2 separate regions of the Homo sapiens genome follow, and region 1 is linked to region 2. Evidence: chromatin contacts called from ENCODE Hi-C or POLR2A ChIA-PET data. All regions are on one chromosome and are shown on one strand. Each heading gives the region's core, a stretch centred on a gene start or an enhancer-like site at or near the end of the contact. The rest is flanking DNA. Distances are from core to core; before and after follow the strand shown.

Region 1 (6,330 bases), core at 3,757-6,256, 2.1 Mb after region 2:
AAATAAATCTGAAGTTCAGAGAGAGTAACAACTGGCCAGGGTCACATCACGGAGACAGAGGCAGGGTTCCCACTGATGCCTCTGACTCCCTGTCCCAGGCCCTTCCTCCTCCCGCAAGCAGAAGTGCAGGGGGCAGAGCTGACCCTGTGCAGTGAAAATCTGAGGGCTGAGTTCCTATTGGAACACAAGTGAAAGACTTCCTGGCTTCTAATCTCAGGATAAGGACTCAGAGCTCCATCTGTTCCAGCCTTAGGATAAGAACCAGAATCTTACACCATGAAAGCATGAAAGGTAAGATTTGAGTGAGGAAAAAAAAAAAAAAAGTCTGTGTTTCAGATTCAGTTCACAAAGCAGTTTCATACTTAAGGTACCATCACAATAACCCTGTGGGGTAAGCAAGGCAAATTTCATTCTTGTTTTATGGGCATAGGAAGTAAGTCTCAGGGAGGTTAAGACCAAGGTTTCTGGAGAATTTTATATTATGAATCTTGATTTATGGGATTACTATTATGTAATTCCTAAGATCATATAGGAATCCTAGAGCTTGAATATAGAACTTTATTTTTAAATCTATATACATCATAATTACAAGGAGTAGTGTCCATTTGGGTTCCTTGGCCCTGATGTGTTAGTGGAATAAACATTTTTGTCAGGGTTGCCATGTGTGTCTGTGCACGTGTGCACTGTACACCTCCAGGGGATGTACCCTAAACCACATGAATGTGATTTGCACATCCAAGATTTACAGTGTACTATAGGGAGAATCTTTTGCAACAGCTTTTGCTATAATACAGAATCTGAGATGTCTTTGAGAAAGAAAAGTGTAATCATTACCAAAAAATTATTCTCATAATGTGTGCAAATTTGTATGAAATCTATATTGGCCATGGGACAAGGAGGTATTTCCAGCTAGCTTCTGAAAGGGCTCTATTCTCTCATAAGAATTCAGCTGTTGACATTAGGTGATATCTGCCCAGGTCATCAGATGCCATAGAGAAAGAGGGTTTGCTGAAACTTATATCAGCAGTGCACTGTATGCTCTTTCTGATTTATTTGAACATTCATTTATTGAGTGTCAAGTAATGCACTAGATACTCCAGGGATCTGACACAAACTCTGCCCTGAAGGAGCATGTAATCTCACTGGGGAGAAAACAAAACATATGATAATTTCAAAATAACAAACTAGGCAAACTAGTTAACACTTAAAAAGCAGGCTTTATTCAAATGCAAAATTGCATGTTACAGGGTAACCTTTCAGTAAGAAGCCAGGAAGAGGAGCTCATCATGGGTTGGATTAGTAAAGGACTAGTTATAAAAGAAGTGGTGGGGTTGAGGGAGGCCTGAGATGAAATTTAAAGAATATGTAGAATCTAGGTAAGTGGATAAAAGGTCTGGGGGCAGGGGAAAGGAGAGCATTTCATTGTGAATCAAGGAATTTCTCCACCTGTTTTAACTCTTCCATATGACATCAAAGAGATGTCACTTGCAGCTAGCATTTCAGTGATGTTTTCTTACTAATAATATCGTGATAAAAGAAACATTGACTATAAGAAATAGGAATGGGTCTCATAAAAGGAAACAGCAAAACCCCCAAACTAAAAAACAGCGCAGGCTATTTCTCTCTTCTCTCCTTTTGCTTGGCACTCATGAGATGCTAGGTGTGGAAGTCAGCCAACTGAAAAAGAGAGGTGGCTGAAGAAGGTGGGGAGGCTGAAGCCAGTTAAATAGGATGGTCCAATTCACAGACGGCGAGGCTACAGTGCAAATAGGACTCTTTCAACTTGAGCAGGACCCCATTACTTCACTGGAGTTAGAAAGAAAGGAGAGCGTAGACTTTTTGAACTTTCTATAAGAGTGTACCTCCACAGTATACAGAAGACGACGTGAAATTTGATCTGCAAGAAAACTGAGTCCATATTCACATATGTATCAAATTTGCACTTCATTTAGAAGTGTCTGTCATCAAGTACAGCACTGAATTGAAACTGAAAACAAGAGTCAAGAAAGAGCAAAGTCAGCCATCTTTATATTCCACATGAATCCTTTCCCTTTATGGTCTTATTTGTTTCTCCTCAGAAAAGACAAAAAGCTGAGCTGTATAAACACCTGTGGGCTGGGGGTTGAGGGATAAATGAGGGGCGAAATGGAAGCTGAAGGAACTGTTGGTCAGGTAGAAATCTTCCCAGATGCACTGAAGGAAACACACTTCATGTTTGACGTAGGAGGTGCCACCACACAAAACGTTTCATGGAAGGATTTAAAGGATCTCATGATTTTTAGTATTCCAAGAATTTTCTTTCACCAAGGGCGATTTAATATGGGTCATTCATACTGAAAGAAAAACAAAAGATAATAAGAGTTTAAAAATTGCAAAACTTGGAGTGTTAGTAGTAAAGGTAAATATTCATTAGAGATGAGAAGAGGAGCAAGGAAATGCTTTCAGCTGGAAATCTCAGACAAGAGGCCAGGCTTTAGGAACCTCTGAAGATGAACAAATGTAAGCAAACCCTAGTAGCAGCACTTCTCAGATTTTCATGTGCTTACCACTCAGAGATGGTGTTAAAATGCAGACTCTGATTCAGTAGGTCTGAGTGGAGCCTGAGATTCTGCACCCCTAACAAGCTCTTTAGTGATGCTTATGCCACTGGCGCACAGACCCCACTTGGAGAAATTTTTGTGGTGCATACGGTCTTTGTCTCCAGATCTAATGAGTCTGAAGGACAGTGTAGATTGATTTTTTAAATTTATGTTTATTTTAATTTAATTTAATTTAATTTATTTATTTATTTATTTTTGAGATGGAGTCTCACTCTGTTGCCCAGTCCGGAGTGCAGTGGCACGGAGGCAGCTCATGCAACCACGGCCTCCTGGGTTCAAGCGATTCTTCCGCCTCAACTTCCTGAGTAGCTGGGAATACAGGCACGTGCCAGCACACCCAGCTAATTTTTGTATTTTTAGTAGAGATGGGGTTTCACCACATTGGCCAAGCTAATCTCAAACTCCTGACCTCATGATCCACCTGCCACGGCCTCCGAAAGTGCTGGGATTACAGGCGTGAGCCACCGAGCCCAGCTGTAGATTGATTTTGAGCAGTGGAAAGTCAAGGAATTAGAAGGCATGCTTAAATGGAAAGTGAAATTGGAGAAAATTTAAACTCATGAAATAGTGGTGGTTATAAACTCGTGATAAATTATATCCTGGGATATAATTTAATGAGATGGTAACACATTTAGTTTAAAGAAATAAGTGACACTTTTTTTGTGTGACACAACTGTCTTATTCTTGGAAAGGACAAGGAGAGAATGAAATATGGTATGTCTTCACAGCACCTTTCAAAGGGAGAACCAGATTCTGAGGAGCTGGTCTCATGATGAACTGTCAGGGTAAACCACAGTTCAGCAGCTGCAAATGTGCTTGCCAAAATAGAGACAAAAAAATGTTTCTGAAAACAAAATTTCACATATGCCCTCCTCTGAGGTTGGCATCATATCTTCCTGTGTATCTTGGGTGTAGCTTCTATCCTGCCAGAATTTAGACAGTAGAAACCAAATGAGGTGATAAACAGAGTCATTTTGCAGAAGAGTCAAAATAACCCAGCAAGAAATGAAACCACAAATGCCCAAGGAGTCATTCATTCACCATTCAAAAGCTAATAGAAATGAACACAAACTACTATGAAAATTCACCCAAGAACTTAAAAAAAAAAAAAAAGGCTCATGGTGTTTAGTGTGATAGTATTCATTTTACCTTTGACTTGTTCTAAAAACACACCATACTTCTACCCCACCCTTCCTCAGTGCCGTCACACAATGGTTTCAGTGTGAAAAAAAAAACCACGTTACTGGAAAAGGAGGGTGCCTGGGACTTGCCACTCTAAGCTGGTAGTCAAGGGTCTTGAGTTCTAAAAGCATACGCGTTAAGAGCATGATTCCTGGATCCAAATGAGTATGGATCTCAGCATTGCCATTTATTGTGACCTCAGGCTATTTTATTTCTCTGTGCCTGTTTCTTTATCAGTAATGAAGATGTTCATAGACCCTTCTCCCACAGACTTAAAGGCATATTTCATGATTTAAGACATGTAAACCATTCATAACAGTATACAACATGGAATTAATATTTGATAAAGGTTTATGATTATTGTAACTAACTCTGTCACTTGCTCAAGGCCTATAGAAAACTTACTTAATTAGTTCAACTACAAAAAGAGTTTGAATGTGATATCCACCAAGATCATATTCAGACCTAGAATTCTGTGATTCTTATGAATTAATACAGCCTTGGTCAATAAATGAGAGCTGGGCAAATAATTCTTCTTTGCTAGGCCTTTCTAGACCATCTGGTGAAGCATTCAAGACTTATGTTATTGGGGCCAGCCTTCCTTTCCAACTTCAACTCCACAACTCCTCAATAAGCCATGGGCTCAAGAAAGTTCTGCTCAGTGGCCCCTGAAAAATGCTTTCATAGTCTCACTACCATACCACTGCTTACACAATTTCCTTCCTACAGACTGCCTTCCTTTCCTGCTTTTCTCCATATACCTAAATCCTATCTATTCTTCATAAGCAACCTTCTTTATAACATTTTCTATAACCACCAAGCCAAATGACCTTTTCCTTCTTAAATATAGCACCCATTGGCCATTACCATGCTCTGCCTTGTATTTTTCTGATTTTTTTCTTTCTATATTCCTGTCTTAACTCCCCAGCTAGGTAATAATTTTCCTGAAATCAGGGACCAGGCTGACTCCTCTTGCTGTCTCAAGAAAGCTTAGCAGTTTCCAACACAAAAATGTTCAATAAACAACTATTAATTGACTGATTATAAAAAATCAGTGAACCATTAAACTTAATATAGCAATTTGCTTAGCATGGTAATTAGCTTTTTGCTAATATTCTTCCAGCCAGTCTCTCCTCCTGTGCCTCAAGGACATCTTAAAAAAAAAAAATCTAGTTGATCTGCTTCCATCTAGTGGCAATTAAAACAGGTGGTTCCGGTAGCCAGAAAACAGCTCTGGGTAGATTGTGCCAGAAAATACTTTCACTCAGTAGGTGCGAGTTTGAAAGAAATCTTCACATCTGTGGGTTTCCTGCCACAGACATAGGGAGACCAGCCCAGAGAAAGAAGCCTTTCCTCACTAGACTCCATTTGCACTAGTAAAGAGAAGACAGAGTAATTAAAAAGAATAAAAAGAACCTCCACTGATCGTACATCCTCATCCAGTTACCCCTGCCCCACTTCTCCTTCACAGCCAAACATTTTAAAAGAGATGACTGCTTGTTCTGTCTCTACTTTCTCATCCTCAGTAATGCTCAATGCTTGGCCGTCTGACCTCTGTCTTGATGTCTGCACTGCAAATAGTCTCCCCACTGACACCCTTGTTGCATCCAGGGGATACTTACTGGTTCTCTTGGCAATGTTTGAAACCGTTCCCCTTTCTTTGTTTCCTTGGCATTCATTACCCCACACTCTTTCTCCTCTTCCTTCTCCCTGCCTGGCAACATCTTTTCATTTCTCTTTCCCTTAGGTGACTTATTAGATAATGATGTTCCTCTGGCTCCCATACTCTCTCCCAGGTCCTCTTCCATTCTTAAAGCACTCACACCCTCCCTGGATGATAGTACCCACTCCTGAGATGGCAGTTACCTCCTGAAATGTGAGGGACCCAAATCCACTTCTCCTGCCATAGCCTCTGTGCTTTGGATAGGTCCAATGAGCCACAGTGAATGATGTGCATACACCCAAAGCTCAGTACAAAACTGAACCCATGATCTTTACCTCCAAAACCTCTCATTCTTTTATGTTCCCTTCTCAGAAGTAAACAGGACTACCATCCGCCAGTTTCCAGGTGAGAAAGATGATAATTTGATTCTTCTCTCTCACTTTTAGCCAATTAACAGACACATTCAGTTAATATCACCTCCTCTTATTTCATGAACCCATTCTTACTACTAGTTCCCTAGACAGGCGCCATCGGTTTTAATCTAATAACTGCAAATGCCTCCAAAACAAGTCTCTTTGAATCCAGGCTCACCTGTCTCCCACACTTGCCATACTGCTCTGCAGGGTGACCTTATAAGATGCCAGAGGTAAGGCTACTCACTGTTTAAACCCCTTTAGTGATATCCCAAAAGACCTCAAGATAAAGCCCATATCACATGGCTTATACATTAGTTTATGATCTGGCTTCTGGTGCCTCATTTTTCCCCACTTTTTCCTTTGCATTCTAAGCAATGGCCCATACTAAGTTTGTGATTGGTAGGATGGTTGCCCAAACCAGCATCCAATCCCTTCAGAAATCATCTCACTTCATTTCTAGCATTTTAAA
Region 2 (5,772 bases), core at 147-2,646:
CCTCTATGCTTAGCTAAGCTAAAGAACTAGAAGCCACTCTGGCATTAGGGCTGCCAGTGTTTTAGAAAGTTGGGCCTTAGAAAGTTCTAGGACAGGAAGGAGGCCATATTTCTAAGACTGGTACCCAAAGCAGCAATCTAAGTGCCTGAAAGTGCAAAGATGGTGCCGGGATAACCAGAATCAGGGTAGTCTTTGTAGCAGGAGCAGACTCTCAGCCTTTTTTCTCTACTGTTTCTCCACATGTCTCTTCACAGTGCTCACCATCACCTGTCCCATTGCCCACCTCTGATGGGGCTCCCCTCCCCTGGTTGAGCTGGGGTTGGGCGGGTGAGAATGCTGTGGGATAACCCAGAGGCGTCATATACCCAGCCAATACCCTGGCACTCACAGGTCTCTCAAGGCATTTTCCTGTTTCTCTCTGCCGAAGGGTCTGAAGGGGGCCGGGATCCGGGTAGCAGGGAGTGACCCTGGTGCAGATTCCAGTCCCCGAATCCCTCCCATGCGGTCTCTGCTGCCCAGCCGGGATGGCCCTAAAGGAAGGTTGCTATGCTGGGCCCTATGGGAATCAGATGTTGAGCATCTTGCCCTTTGCTATATTTAACAGGAATGGAGACGAGGCCCTTTAGCAAGCAGCTTGTGGGAGCCAAAATTCCCACAAAACCGAATGCATCAGTCAAAGCAAGGTTTGAAGAAAAGATTTACCACTTCAGGGAGCTTGGAAAACTTTGCGTGGATTCCTGATTTTCCTCCTCCTCCTCCTCCTTCTACTCGTATACAGAAGATAGATGGATAGATGGATAGATAGTGGTTTCCTGGAAGGTGGAGAGGAAAAGAGGTGAGAAGGGAAAGGTGGTCCCGTCGGCGCCACGCTGAGCTCTGAAGCCTCGGTCAGAAGGGCTCCTCTTTTGGTAGAACACAAACGCCTTCCACCAGGGAGGGTCCTCGAACTCCACCCAAGAACTGCAGGGAAACCAGGTATGACAGTAATGCAATTTTAAAAAGAGGGAGAGGAAGAAGGAAAGCAGGAAGGATGGACACAAAAGAAGGAAATCGAAAAGAGAGGAAACAAAAAGAATTAAAGGACCACTCTAATTCTTGAAGGGACAGGAAAAAGAAAGAAGGCGCATTAAGGGAGGGAGACGTTGAGAAGGACTGAGACCGTGGCAAAGCCCAGGGTCCTGAGAAACTTCGCGAGACAGAGGGGCCCGGTGGCTGCCCATCCCCATGTTTGGGCACATGGAGTCGTGGCTCCCGCTCTTGAGTCCTGCCCTGGGAGGGACAGTATCTGTTTAGATTTGCGTCTAAATTTAAACCCTGATCGTCGGCCTCCCTCCCCGCTCCCCACCCTCCCCTCCCCTCCCCTTCCTCCCTCCCTCCCTCCTCCTCCTTCCTCGTTCTCTCGCGCAGGGCCCCCGCGGCCGGGGCAGTCCCGCAGCCGAGCGCAGCCGGGCGCGCGCCACCGCCCACTCGCCCTGTGCCCGCCGCAGCCCGAAACTGGCCACGGCCGGGAGCGGAGGGGACAGCGGGGATCGTGAGCTCCGGCCCGGGCGAGCGGGTGCGTCTGCCGCAGAGTCGGCACCTGAAGGACATGGAGGTAAAGGACCCCGGAGGGAGACGCGGGGCTGAGCGGTGAGCGGTGTATCGGGCGCCCCTTCCCCGGGCGGCTGCCCCTGCCCTGAGCATGGAGCACGCGGCTCATCGCTGCTGCCAACTAGAAGGGCAAATGCCTGCTGTTCCGACGCCTCCTTGACCAACTCCGAAGGATCGTCCCTGGTCCCACCTAGGACACCCGGGTTGGGAGGCTGGGGTTGGTAAGGAAAGATCTCAGAGGGAGAGAAAAGGGCTTTCCTAGAGGCCCGGGTATTTTGGCTAGGAACTTAAATGCTAAAAAAAAAAAAAAAAAAAAAAAAAAAAAAAAGTTAGGTGCAGCCAAGGTTTGTAAATGGGTAAACGTGTCAGCAAAAACTGCAAGAAGGCAGAAGCCCTTCAATCTGAAGAGATGGGTATTGAAAGAGAAACAGAACTGGCAACACGAGGCCAGCACGTCTTCGTGGGTCTGTGGGCTTCCCTTTTCGCTTTCGGAGTGGCATTTTAGAGAGTCCAGTTGTCTTCTTGCTTCTGAAGTCCTTCCTGTGTCTGTCGCATCTTCTTCCATAACTTTCTGAAAGCTCCCCTTACTGGTCAGTCGAATGACATTATTTCTGATAAAACTTAAGACTCCCTTGGACACCCTTGCCTCTGAAGCTGTGTGTATGGAGGTATGCTGGCCACATCTGCAGGCTTTGCCAGAGGGAGGCCCCGCACTTCTCTGCCTGCTGAGAGGAGGTCCGGGGACTTTCCTTGTTCTGTTCCAACCTCAGCAGAGGAGTGGTTGGGTGTATTCCCCACATCCCTCTCTTCTGCACATCTTGAGGCTTCCCTGTGTTTCCTCCTTGAAAATGAGACCTGATATGTAGCCCTAAGTCAATCTTAGTAGGACCTGGGGCTTTTGAGAAGATGCAAATGTTATATAGTTTTAAAGGTGATTCCCACTCATATTCAAAAGGAAACATGTGTTGCTCACTAGACTGTGGTCAGTGCAATCAGGATTCACAGTTAACTCCGCTATCTCTTCCCCGCTCCAGGCTCTGTGCCTGGGCCCTGGTGGTCTTTTTATTTTTTTCTTTTGAGACAGGGTCTCATTCTGTTACCCAGGCTGGAGTGCAGTGGCACAATCTCAGCTCACTGCAACCTCTGCCTCCCAGGCTCAAAGGATCCTCCCACCTCAGCCTCCCAAGTGGCTGGGACTACCAGTGTGTACCACCATGCCTGGCTAGTTTTAAAATTTTTTGTAGAGACAAGTTCTCACTATATTACCCATGCTGGTCTTGAACTCCTGGGCTCAAGTGATCCTCTAAGCCTTGGCCTCCCAAAGTGCTGGATTTGCAGGCATGAGCCACACCACTCCTGGCCCTGGTTGTGTTTTCTAAGCTAGACTCTGTGCTTGCCGGCAAAGCTTCATGACTTCTCTAAAGGGGCAATAAGTTTGTCCTTTAGAGAAGTCAGGGAGCTATATTCAGGCATCCAGCCCAGCCAGTTGTCTTCAAGGAACAGGGAATCACCTTCAAGGAGACTTTATAGACTGCAAGAACCACTGGAGTCTAATATGGACCCTCCACAGAAACATTTGCAAGGCCAGGAAGCTCTGGCAGATTAGGGCTGGCGGTGAGGCACGCACACAGCGAAGCTCAGCAGGTGGTGTGCACACATCCACCCAAAGATCACACAAACACAAAACAACAGGGTTCTCTCTGAGCTGGCCACTGCTTCAGGGCAGAGGAGGGAAATGGCCCAGGCAACACCCAGCTTCTTGGGTTGGGTGAAGTCTCCTTAAGAAATTGTTTTAGAAGTGGCTTCCCTCTTCTGGAAGTGTACAAACTGCCTTAGGCCCCAGGCTGCAGATTCACTATGATGTATGGCCTGTCTAACCTCTTGAAGAAAAGGATTGGAGATAAGAGAAAAGCAACTCTTAGACTTCAAGCAGGTTGCTGCTGGAGGGCCAAATGCAAGTGTCAACTTTGTTCTAGGAAAACAAGGAGGGTCTCCTTCCACAGAGGCAGTTTCTCCCCCCTCAGATGAGGAAGGAATAGTGTATGGCAGAGGCCCTGAAACTATCAGCTGAGCAACTTCCTGTGTGGCTTGGGGGGTGGAGGGGATTGCAGTAAAAGAGAAGGCCCTCCCTTATTGAGATGTGTAGTAACTTATGCAGGATTCCACCAAGATACCAAAATCACTCCCGTGCTAGGGTTTGGGAGGGACGCAGGGAGGGAATAGCTCAGCCAGCCAGAAGCCTGACAAATCACCCTGCGTCTCACATCCAGTAGGTCACTAAGCCTAGTCCATCAATTTGCTGGTTGGACAGTGGCTGCTTTTGAAGTTTCTTTGTCCAAATGCCTGGAAAACAAAAAACAACAAAAATGAAACAAACAAACAAAAAAACAACATGCAACTGCTAGTGAAGAAAGTAAAGAGGAAATCTAGGGGCCAGGGAAGTGACCATTCTTAGCCAGGAAGTAAACTTTTCATGGTGAAGCATGATATGCAGGAGTTGGATTTGGGGGTTTCTGAAAATCTCAGAGTAAAACCCTCTTTTGAGAGGTGAAACTCAGTTTTGGGACATGAAAGGGCTACTGTATCTGGAAAGAAATTAAGTTATATTACTTCTCAGTACTAGGAATCCAAACCAGACCAAAGAGGGTTACTCAATATTCATTCTCTAAAGCTCACGTATTATTGGAAGTCTTTGAGAGATCTTTTTTTAAAGTCACTGTTACCATTATCAACAACATCAATCTTCATCCCTCATAAAGCCCTGTGGAATAAACAAAGTATAGATGCCATCTGATCCCTGCCTTTTAAAAGCTCACAACCCAATAAAGGGACTATATCCTGTCACATATATAATCTTCAAATGCATAAATGCCAGTTGAATACTGCTGCAGATCATGAGTTCTGCAGGAGTTCAGACTAGATTAGGTTCAGAAGAAGCCTTGGAAGAAAGATGTGGGTAAGGTGGAGAAGGTATAAGGGATGGGCACAGGGAGAACATGCCAGCTTTGTCCAGCTGGCTGGGAAGGAAGGTAGGAAAGCAGTAACAGAAAAAAATGAAAGTAATAAGATAAATCCAAGGTCACTGAGTATAGTAGATGCCCAGCTAAGTGGGTGAGTGGGAGCTGAAATCCAAGTCACTTGGAGGAAAAGGTTACTTTTTGTTCATACAAAATCTCCTTGCCTAGTTGAGCCTCAAACGGGTGGCTTTTTCTAATTCATGCAGAGGCCATCTGCAACTCTTGAAGGCCAGAGTTGTATGGCCCTGGATTCTGCTCCATGGACAGTAGGAAACTCTGAGAGGTGTTGAGGCAGCTGGCAGCAGTGATGTAGCCGGGATGATACAGCAAAAATGCCACTTCATGGAGTGAGCAAGGGAACCAGGTGAGAAAGCATCTTTTCCAGTACAGGTATATTCTGACTTCAGGATACAATAAGAATGGAGAAGATGGAAAAGAGTAAAGACCATGCGCTGGAAGGGAAGTCAGAAATCACCAAGCTGCCCAGAAGAGTGAAGTTCTCTATGGTGCCAGGGAAAATGGCAGTACCAACTTTTACAGCTCCATACAAAGCCTTTTGCAGGCAGATTTTCTCATTGGTCTTTGAGTCTCCAGAATGAGCACGGTGCCTGGCATATAGTCATATAATTTCTCAATAAAAGTTTGCTTGATAAATGATTAGCATAAATAGGGAACTCCTTCCCCTCTCGGTCTGTAGCTCAAACGTCTCCACCTCTGGAAGGCTTCTGTGAAGCCCCCAGACTCTACAGCACTCTCAGAGCACTTTGTTCAAGCCACTATTAGAACACTAGGCAGAACTGGAACTGTCAGCCTCCCTAACTGTCACCCCGGAAGGCTCCTTGAGGGCAGGGGCCATGTCTTATATATTTAGAGCCTAATGGGCACCAAGAAAGGCTTGTTGCATGAGCAAATATTGAAGAGGGAAGGAAGATCAGGGTTTTTTTTTTTAACAAGCAGTGTTTAGATATGTTGGTTTTGATTGTTCTAAGCAGAATGTCCACCACTCCCTAAGAAATACAAACCTGTTATGATACAAATGTGATTCTCCTCTAGAAGAGATAATAGGTAATGCTATTGTGGATAGGAACCCAGAGGACAGAGGTGTGTAAAGAAGGAGCTGGAGGCGTATGATGTCACATTTAAGTTAATACTGTTAGTCACTTAA

The links. A loop is a pair of places that touch in the nucleus more often than their neighbours do. ChIA-PET counts read pairs that join two places held with the same protein, here RNA polymerase II (POLR2A). Pooled maps may share reads with other maps.
Region 1: a loop to region 2 is called in a pooled map, with 6 times the contacts of the local background. The contact joins the enhancer-like site here to the promoter of RCSD1 in region 2. A Hi-C loop is called at or near these places in 8 of 50 pooled maps. POLR2A ChIA-PET finds 5 or more read pairs at or near these places in 2 of 52 experiments (GM12878 and activated B cell).

What each region holds. Positions count from the first base shown.
Region 1 is chr1:169,689,470-169,695,799 of GRCh38, forward strand. It overlaps SELL (selectin L), which reads right to left. Exons shown (of 9, transcript NM_000655.5): 9 at 1,198-2,333. The coding sequence ends at 2,315. Among named protein-coding and RNA genes, the nearest start is that of SELL, 19 kb to the right of the region's middle. Within about 2 kb of position 5,007, at least 6 of the 41 ENCODE cell types and tissues checked have a DNase peak (open chromatin) inside an H3K27ac peak, as active enhancers do; they include GM12878, where a contact is called at or near this core.
Region 2 is chr1:167,628,836-167,634,607 of GRCh38, forward strand. RCSD1 (RCSD domain containing 1) reads left to right here and starts at 1,397. Exons shown (of 7, transcript NM_052862.4): 1 at 1,397-1,594. The coding sequence starts at 1,589. RefSeq lists silencers at 1,254-1,333, 1,354-1,573 and an enhancer at 2,114-2,183.